Regions from separate parts of the Homo sapiens genome. Here region 2 is linked to region 1. A link is a loop called in an ENCODE intact Hi-C map of the cell type or tissue named here. Cell type or tissue: tibial artery. All regions are shown on one strand. Region 1 overlaps ZNF83 (zinc finger protein 83). Region 2 holds the start of ZNF766 (zinc finger protein 766).

Evidence for each region. Hi-C counts contacts between places; a loop is a spot of excess contacts. Peaks named below come from ENCODE experiments on the same cell type or tissue, not always from the same donor. Only the 100,000 strongest peaks of a DNase experiment are listed, where the experiment ranks them.
Region 2: it touches region 1 in a loop (2.5-fold over the local background); 6 of 110 quality-filtered maps call a loop at or near these places.

The regions. Positions count from the first base shown.
Region 1 is chr19:52,622,866-52,627,865 of GRCh38, forward strand. All of the region lies in intron 2 of ZNF83 (zinc finger protein 83), which reads right to left. All of the region lies in intron 2 of LOC137778871 (a long non-coding RNA gene), which reads left to right. It also overlaps the pseudogene LOC124904757. Among named protein-coding and RNA genes, the nearest start is that of ZNF83, 13 kb to the right of the region's middle. In tibial artery, no CTCF peak of the experiment used is centred here; no DNase peak of the experiment used is centred here.
Region 2 is chr19:52,267,572-52,272,571 of GRCh38, forward strand. ZNF766 (zinc finger protein 766) reads left to right here and starts at 2,016. Exons shown (of 4, transcript NM_001010851.3): 1 at 2,016-2,060. The coding sequence starts at 2,043. It overlaps LOC124904763 (a long non-coding RNA gene), which reads right to left. Exons shown (of 4, transcript XR_007067331.1): 3 at 4,264-4,402; 4 at 1,673-2,670. RefSeq lists enhancers at 1,757-2,302, 2,225-2,519, 2,953-3,022 and a silencer at 1,813-2,042. In tibial artery, no CTCF peak of the experiment used is centred here; DNase peaks (open chromatin) are centred at 1,960, 2,345 and 2,525; H3K4me3 peaks cover 2,200 bases; H3K27ac peaks cover 2,405 bases.

The DNA.
Region 1 (5,000 bases):
GAGGAGGCAGCCAAATGGCAATGCATTTCTGAGTTACAATTACTTGCCTCTGCTGTGAGACAAAACTCAGCTGCAGCTCCAGCACACAAGAACTTCAAAACGCCTAAGCTGCAGTGGTCAGGCATTCCTACAGGACCTCCTCTCTCAGGATCTTGCTTCAAGTGCCAGAAATCTGGCCACTGGGCCAAGGAATGCCTGCAGCCAGGGATTCCTCCCAAGCCACGTCCCATCTGTGCAGGGACCCATGGAAATCAGACTGTCCAGCTCACCCAGAAGCCACTCCTAGAGCCCCTAAAGCTCTGGCCCATGGCTCTTTGACTCCTTCCCAGATCTGCTCGGCTTAGCAGCTGAAGACTGTCACTGCCCAATTGCCTCGGAAGCCCTCTGGACCATCAGGGATGCTGAGCTTTGGGTAACTCTTACAGTGGGGCGTAAGTCCATCCCCTGTTTAATTGATACAGGGGCTAACCACTCCACATTACCTTCTTTTCAAGGGCCTGTTTCCCTTGCCTCCATAACTGTTGTGGGTATTGATGGCCAGGCTCCTGGACCCCTTAAAACTTCCCAATTTGGTGCCAACTTGAACAATATTCTTTTATGCACTCCTTTTTAGTTATCCCCACCTGCCCAGTTCCCTTATTAGGCTGAGACATTTTAACCAAATTACCTGCTTCCCTGACTATTCCTGGACTACAGCCACATCTCATTGCCGCCCTTCTTCCCAACCCAAAGCCTCCTTCACGTCTTCCTCTTGTATCCCCCCACCTTAACCCACAGGTATGGGACACCTCTGCTCCCTCCCTGGCAACTGATCACACACCCATACCTAATCACCCTTACCCTGCTCAACACCAGTATCCCATCCCACAACAGGCTTTAAGGGGATTAAAGCCTGTTATCACTCGCCTGCTACAGCATGAGCTTCTAAAGTCTAAAAACTCCTTATGATTCCCCCATTTTAAGTGTCCAAAAGCTGGACGAGTCTTACAGGTTGGTTCAGGATCTGTGCCTTTTAAACCAAATTGTTTTGCCTATCCACCCTGTGGTGCCCAACCTGTACACTCTTTTGTTCTCAATACTGCCCTCCACAACTCACTATTCCATTCTTGATCTTAAACATGCTTTTTTCACTATTCCCCTGCACCCCTCATCCCAGCCCCTCTTTGCTTTTACCTGGACTGACACTGACACTCATCAGTCCCAGCAGCTTACCTGGGCTGTACTGCCGCAAGGCTTCCGGGATAGCCCTCATTACTTCAGCCAAGCTCTTTCTCATGATTTACTTTCTTTTCACTCCTCTGCTTCCTACCTTATTCAATACATTGATGACCTTCTACTCTGTAGTCCCTACTTTGAGTCTTTGCAAAAGGATATCCTCCTACTCCTTCAACATTTATTCTCCAAAGGATATCAGGTATCCCCCACCAAAGCTCAAATTTCTTCCCCATCCATTACCTACCTTGGCATAATTCTTCATGAAAACATGCATGCTATCCCTGCCAACTGTGTCCAGCTGATCTCTCAAACCCCAACCCCTTCTATAAAACAACAACTCCTTTCCTTCCTGGGCATGGTTGGATACTTTCACCTTTGGACACCTGGCTTTGCTGTCCTAACAAAACCATTGTATCAACTCACAAAGGGAAACCTAGCTGACCGCACAGATCCTAAATCCTTTCCCCACTCGTCTTTCCGTTCCTTGAAGACAGCTCTGGAGACTGCTCCCACACTAGCTCTCCCTGACTCATCCCAACCCTTTTCACTACACACAGCCGAAGTGCAGGGTTGTGCAGTCGGAATTCTTACACAAGGACCAGGACTGCACCCTGTAGCCTTTTTGTCCAAACAACTTGACCTTCCTATTATACGCTGGCCATGATGTCTCCGTGCAGCTACCACCACCCTAATACTTTTAGAGGCCCTCAAAGTCACAAACTATGCTCAACTCACTCTCCACATTTCTCATAACTTCCCAAATCTATTTTCTTCCTCACACCTGATGCATATACTTTTTGCTCCCTGGCTCCTTCAGCTATACTCACTCTTTGTTGAGTCTCCCACAATTACCATTGTTCCTGGCCCAGACATCAATCCAGCCTGCCACATTATTCCAGATACCACACCTGACCCCCATGACTGTATCTCTCTGATCCCCCTGACATTCACTCCATTTCCCCCTCCTTTCGTGTTCCTCATCCTGATCACATTTGGTTTATTGATGGCAGTTCCACCAGGCCTAATCGCCACTCACCAGCAAAGGCAGGCTATGCTATAGTATCTTCCACATCTATCATTGAGGCTACCACTCTGCCCCACTCCCACAGCCTCTCAGCAAGCAGAACTCATTGCCTAAACTCAGGCCCTCACTCTTGCAAAGGGACTACACATCAATATTTATACTGACTCAAAATATACCTTCCATATCTTGCACCACCATGCTGTTATATGGGCTGAAAGAGGTTTCCCCCCTATGCAAGTGTCCTCCATCATTAATGCCTCCTTAATAAAAACTCTTCTCAAGGCCGCATTCTCCTTATGTCAAGTCTACTCCCCCCATATTTGGACTCCCCACAACACAAGCTACTATTTCTGTGGTCACTCCATTATGTATCTCTCAGCAAAGACCCACTGGAATTCCCCTGGGGAACTTTTCACCTTCTCAATGCTCCTTCACTCTTCATCTCCAAAGCCCAACTACATATATCACAGAAACAATTGGGGCCTTCCAGCTCCGTATTACAGACAAGACATCTATCAATACTGGCAAACTTAAAAACATTATTGCTTAGGAAAACATTTACCCTGTATTTCACTCCATCCTTGGCTACCTTCCCCTTGCTCTTCAGACTCTCCTCCCAGGCCCTCTTCTTATTTACTTATATCCAGCCCCATAAATAACAGTGAAAGTTTGCTTGTAGACACTCAATGCTTTCTCATACACCATGAATATTGAACCTCCCCCTCTACACAGTTACCCCATCAGTCCCCATTACAACCTCTGATGGCTGCCGCCCTAGCTGGATCCCTGAGTCTGGGTAAAAGACACCTCTTTTAGCACTTCTTCTCATCTTTTCACTTTGCATTTCCAATTTTGCCTTGCAAAAGGCCTCTTCTTCTGTGGCTCCTCCGCTTACATGTGTCTGCCTGCTAATCGGACAGGGACATGTACACTCATTTTTCTCATTCCCAAAATTCAATTTGCAAATGGGACTGAACAACTTCCTATCCCACTCATGATACCAAACAGACAAAAAAGAGTTATTCCTCTAATCCCTCTACTTATAGGGTTAGGACTTTCTGCTTCCACTATTGCCCTTGGAGCTGGAATAGCAGGCATTTCAACTTCTGTCACGACCTTCCATAGCCTTTCAAATGACATTTCTACTAGCATTACAGATATATCACAAACTTTATCAGTCCTTCAGGCCAAGTCAACTCTTAGCCCCAGTTGTCCTCCAAAATTGCTGAGGCCTGGACTTACTCACTGCTGAAAAAGGAGGACTCTGTATATTTTTAAATGAAGAGTATTGTTTTTACGTAAATCAGTCTGGCCTGGTATATGACAACATAAACTCAAGGATAGAGCCCAGAAATTTGCCAACCAGGCAAATCATTACACAGGACCCATCTGGACACTTTCTAACTGAGTGTCTTGGCTACTCCCTATTCTTAGTCCCCTGGTACCTGTTTTTCTCCTTCTCTTATTCAGGCCCTGTGTCTTCCATTTAGTTTCTCAATTCATACAAAACCACATTCAGACCATCACCAATCATTCTATATGACAAATGCTACTTTTAACAACCCCACAGTACCATCCCCCGCACCAAGATCTCCCCACAGCCTAAATCCCTATTCCTTGTAACTCATTATAAAATTTTCCTTAAGGTGTCCACGCAGCTCCTAATCTCACTCGAAGCAACCCTGAGAAACATCATCCATTATCTCTCCATACCACCCCCAAAAATTTTTGCCACCCCAACACTTCACTATTTTGTTTTATTTTTCTTATTAATATAAGAAGACAGGAATGTCAGGCCTCTGAGCCCAAGACTGCAGGTATACATCCAGATGGCCTGAGGCAACCGAAAAGTACAAAAGAAGTGAAACAGCCAGCCCCTGTCTTAACTGATTGACCAACCTTATGACTTTCCATTATGACTTGTTCCTGCCCTGCCCCAACTGATCGATCGACCTTGAGAAATTCTTCTGGACAATGAGTCTTATGATCTCCCCACAATGCACCTTGTGACGCTCTCCTCTGCTGACAATAGATAACCACCTTTAACTGTAACTATCCACTGCTTACCCCAGGCCTATAAAACTGCCCCACCCCATCTCCTTTTGCTGACTTCTTTTTCAGACCCAGTCTGCCTGCACCCAGGTGAAATAAACAGCCTTGTTGCTCACACAAAGCCTATTTGGTGGTCTCTTCACACAGACGAGCATGACACTGCAGTCTAGTTGAGGGTGGAGGGTGGGAGGAAGGAGAGGCATAAAAAAGAAAAACTATTGGGGGCCAGGTGTTGTGGTTCATGCCTGTAATTCCAGCACTTTGGGAGGCCGAGGTGGGTGGATCACCTGAGGTCAGGAATTCAAGACCAGCCTGGCCAATGTGGTGAAACCCTCTCTCTACTAAAAATACAAAAATTAGCCAGGCATGATGGCAGGCACCTGTAATCCCAGCTACTGAGGCAGGAGAATCCCTTGAACCTGGGAGGCAGAAATTGCAATGAGCTGAGATCATACCAGTACTCTGGCCTGAGCAAAAGAGCAAAACTCAGTCTCAACTAAATAAATAAATAAATATTGGGTACTGGGCTTAATGTCAAGGTGATGAACTACTCTGTACAACAAACCCCGATGACACGAGTTTACCTGTGTAACAAACCTTCACATGTAGCCCCAAACCTAAAGTAAAAAAATGAATATTGTCAGGCCTCTGAGCCCAAGCTAAGCCATCATATCCCGTGACCTGCACGTACACATCCAGATGGCCAGTT
Region 2 (5,000 bases), 360 kb before region 1:
TGCTGACCTAGGCCACCATGGAGTGTGCCTGGAGTCCTAGCTACTTAAGTGGCTGAGGCAAGAGGATGTCTTGAGCCCAGGAGTACATATGCAGCCTGGAAAACACAGTTAGACCCTGTCTCTAAAAAATAATAATAATAATCGAAGTAAAATATGCTGATATGGGCCGGGTGCGGTGGCTCGCGCCTGTAATCCCAGTGCTTTGGGAGGCCAAGGTGGGCGGATCACGAAGTCGGGAGTTCGAGACCAGCCTGGCCAACATGGTGAAACCCCGTCTCTACTAAAAATACAAAAAATTAGCTGGGCATGGTGGCAGGCGCCTGTAATCTCAGCTACTCGGGAGGCTGAGGCAGGAGAATTGCTTGAACCCGGGAGGCAGAGGTTGCAGTGAGTGGAGGCCATGCCACAGCACACCAGCCTGGGCAACAGAGCGAGACTCCAACTGAAAAAAATAAAAATAAAAAATGCTGATATGTCATCTCGTATCCATCTTTGTGACATATCACTATATCCTCATTTTAACCTGCTAATATTTTAAATATGTTCATTTTCATATCTAAACATGATCATACTTCAAGATGGATGAAGGGATCCAAAAATAGGGATATAAGGCCGGGTGCGGTGGCTCACGCCTGTAATCCCAGCACTCTGCAGGCCAAGGTGGGCAGATGATCACCTGAGGTCAGGAGTTTGAGACCACCCTGGCCAACATGGCAAAACCCCATCTCTACTAAAAATCCAAAAATTAGCCAGGCGTGGTGGCACGCGCCTGTAATCCCAGCTACTCGAGAGCCTGAGGCAGGAGAATTGCTTGAACCCAGGAGGTGGAGGTTGCAGTGAGCTGAGATCGTGCCATTGCACTCCAGCTTGGATGACAGAGTTAGACTCTGTCTTAAGAAAAAAAAAGTTGGGGGGGTGAGATATCAGAGAAAAGCATACTTATTAGTACCTGTTAATTCAAAAATATTGCCATAAAATTATTGCCGGCAGACGTAAGGCTATTTAAAATTTGATAATCTAGTTTTACTTCTATCAGGGTTCTATAAAAGAATAATCGGCCTACCAAATACACTTAGAATTACTGCAGAGTTATTCTTTAGATCAATAAATACAATTGTCTTCTGAAGACTATTTTAAGGGCTTTGTTATCTACAGGGGCCAGTACATTGAAGAAGAGAAAACAAACAAGATTTAAGAGATTATAATTTTTAAAATAAAAAGTATGTTTACTTATTACTTTCAGAATGCACCTAAAGTGAATCTGAAATTACAGTATTTTTAGAAAATATTGACCTAAGCCTCAGCCTCCCAAGTAGCTGGGATTATAGGCGTGTGCCATCACGCCCGGCTAATTTTTGTATTTTTAGTAGAGACGGGGTTTCTCCATTTTGGTCAGGCTGGTGTCGAACTCCTGACCTCCAGTGATACGACCGCCTCGGCCTCCCAAAGTGCTGGGATTACAGGCGTGAGCAACCGTGCCCGGCCTCTATTGCTTTTTTAAAAGCAATAGCTGGTGACCTGACTTCTCACCGGCCTTAGCACTCCACGCCCCAGATGTGGCCCAGGAAACTCTTTGGAACTCTCTACTCCAGAGTGAATGGGGAATAGAAATGGAGAGGATTTCTATGCTATTCTGTGGGGCGTCAGCGTGAAATTACACATTCTGCACAGGTTGAGTTTGCATATTGTATTTTAGTTTGCATTCCTTTCACAGACAATTTAAGGGATTTTCAATTAAATTTCTAAATTTTAATTGAATTCCTTAATTTTAATTGTGGGAACTTTCCTGGATCCAAACAACAGACGTTGACCCTCCTAGTGAGATCCCAGGTCACAAACCGTGGAGCGGCTCCAGCCTGACTGGCAAGTGTGGCTTGCAAAACGCGGAAAACCGAGACACGCCCAGAGATAGGAGGAGGGAAGTGCAGGCCCCGTCCAATAAGTATTCAGGCCCCGCCCGCCACGTCGCTGGCCACGCCCCGGCCCGGCCTCTCCGTTCGCGCGCAGCCGCCTGCAGACCCGGAAGTGGATGGCGTGGAGATATGGCGCAACTGCGGCGCGTGAGTTTTCCTTTGTTTAGATTAAGTGTTCGCTTAGCGGTGCCCTCACGCTTCTGTACCCGGGATGTGGGGGGCGGTACAGACCTTGAAATCCCCGCACCGCTCTCTCCACCCCGAGTAAATTCATGCGTCCCGTCAGAGTGTTAAAATCGCCCTAGGGCTGGTTCTGTCTCCGGTCGTTCTGCCGTAGGGCTGCGTAGGCAGCTGCTTTCGCGCCGTTTTCCTGCTTAAAACCCTTCAGTGACCCCTCCGCCAGCCCCGCGCCACGTAAAGTCCCCGCCTGCGAGGCGGATCCACGCCCTCCGGGTCCCAAGCCTCGTCCTTGTCGGCCCCTGGGGCGCAGCGCCGCAGCCGCCATTCGGGAGGGGCCGCGTCCTCTGCCTGGTCTGGGGATTCTGCAGACCCCACCCCTGATCTGCCTGCCGCCGTAGTCCTCCTTGGGCCGTTCCCTTCTGTCCCCAGGCCTTTTCGCAGTCACGGCTTCTCCGGATCCTGTGTTGGGGGAGGTGGCCGGGACCTATCTCAGGGCACCCAGTGTTCTTCCGTCCCAAATTCCTCCCATTGGAAACTGTGCTCTTGAGGAGGTGGGTATTTTATTCCAGTCCCCTCCCTGTGAATGTGAAGTGAAAGAGAGATGGAGAGCGAGGTAGAGGAAACAGAAAAATTTAGAGAGAAAATAATGAGGAAGATCCATAACAAGACGGCAACGCAGAGGGAGGGTGAGAGATTTGCAAAGTGAAAGAAGCACCCCAGGAAGTAGCAGGGAGAGAAAAGCAACTCGAGAAATGTAGAGAAAAGTTCTATTTCTAGACAGATGAAGGACAGCAAGGTAGGGAGAGGGGCAGCAAAGCGGGAGGCTCCTCAGACAAAGTTGGGGAGAGGAGGAGGGATTTGGAGCCAGGGCAGACCGAGCAGCGTGGTGCTGGCACAGCAAGAGGGGGCAGCCGGTGACAAGGAGGGCAAAGGGAGAACCACCCCAGAGATCTGGGGTTGCCAGACAGTAGGGACAAGGGGGCGTGACAGAGAAGAGGGAATTTAACAGGAGGAGCACAGATGGGAGAAGAAAGAGGCAGAAATATATGGAGATTGGAGACAATCAAAAGATTGGAGAGAAAGAGCAACAAGAGGAAAAAAATTGCAAGATGGAGCAGATGAAGTGGAAAAGAAGGAATAGAGGGAAGAAGGGGAGAAACTGCGGGAGAGGAGAGGGGCTCAAAATCTCGGCTCACTGCAACCTTAGCCTCCTGAGTTCAAGCGATTCTCCTGCCTCAGCCACCCGAGTAGCTGGGACTACAGGCGCCCGCCAGCTCGCCTGGCCAATTTTGTATTTTTAGTAGAGACAGGGTTTCACCGTGTTGGCCTGACGGGTCGTGAACTCCTGAGACCTCAGGTGATCTGCCCACCTCGGCCTCCCATAGTGCTGGGATAACAGGCTTGAGCCACCTTGCCCGGCCTCCTCACATTTTATTAATTTGCTGGAATGGTTCCCAGAACTCAGAGAAAATTTTACTTAGGTTTACTATCAGTTATAAAGGTTATTACAAAGGATACAGGTGGAAGAGCCATCCTAGCAAATCAAAATAGAGGAGTGTGTTTTGGAAACCGTTAATTTTATCCATATCTGAGGTGAGGGGCAGTCTTGTGGGACTGAGTCCTTAACTGGGATCTGATTCTATCTCCAGGTAGATACTATCAAAATTGAGTTAAATTGTGGGTCATCCAGCTGGGAGTGTGCCAGAGAACTGGTCAGTATGCGGAAAAACACGTGCACATTTCCATCTCAACCAGTAAAGGGAAGAGATCTCCAACCGGCCCACCCACCTGTCTCAGGGCCTGTGATCTCTACTCAGTAGTAACTGGGAATGGTCTGTCCCTCCCCCTGGCTGTTGCTGACCCTGCGATTGTGCACCAGGTGCCAGCCCTACTCACAGTCTCAGGACAGTGTGACATCCTTCCTCTGGCATCACCAATATTTACTTCAAGGGATTACTTTGGTTAGTGCACCCACATGGAGGTATTGTCCATGAAAACACACACAGACACACTGGCTGGGTGCGATGGCTCACGCCTGTAATCCCAGCACTTTGGGAGGCCAAGGCGGGTGGATCACTTATGGCCAGGAGTTCCAGACCAGCCTGGCCAGCACGGTGAAACCCCATGTCTACTAAAAATACAAAAATTAGCTGGGTGTGGTGACACGTACCTGTATTCCCAGTTACTCCGGAGGCTGAGGCAGGAGAGTCACTTGAACCCAGGAGGTGGAGGTTGCAGTGAGCCGAGATGGAGGTTGTAGTGAGCTGAGATCATGCCACCGCACTCCAGCCTGGGTGACAAGAGTGAGACTGTCTCAAAAAAAAAAAAAAAAAAAAAGCACAGATGAAGCCTTCATTTTCTTGCCACTCCTCCATGATTAAAATAAAAAATATTCTATTAATTACATCTCTCCCTGTAGTGAGTACCCCTCTTCAACGCTCCATTTGAGAACACAGTACACTAAAATCTTGTTTATATTTCTGTCTTCAGTCTTGCCTCCAGTTCTTGATTTACCCCCTTCCAATTAAGCTTTCACCTCCACCATTCCTTTGATCCTTTTTTCCCAGAGGTACCAGTGATCTCTGTGTTTCGAAGTCCAATTTTGAATTTCCTATCCTCATCTTTTCGTCTTAGCAACATGTTGCACAGCTGATCATTCCCTGTTCTTTTTTCTTAGCTTTGAAGACATCTCTAAGTTTAATTACTTTGTTTCAGATTTTTGTGTTACCAGTTTCCTCTGCTGGTGTCTCCTGAAGCTGTCTTCTCTGAATGTGGGAGTGTCCCATGATTTAGGTCTTTTTCATTTTTGTTTTTGTTTTTAAGACACGGTCTCAGTCTGTCACCCAGACTGGAGTGCAGTGGTGCAATCATAGCTCCCTGCAGCCTTGAACTCCCGGGCTCAGGAGG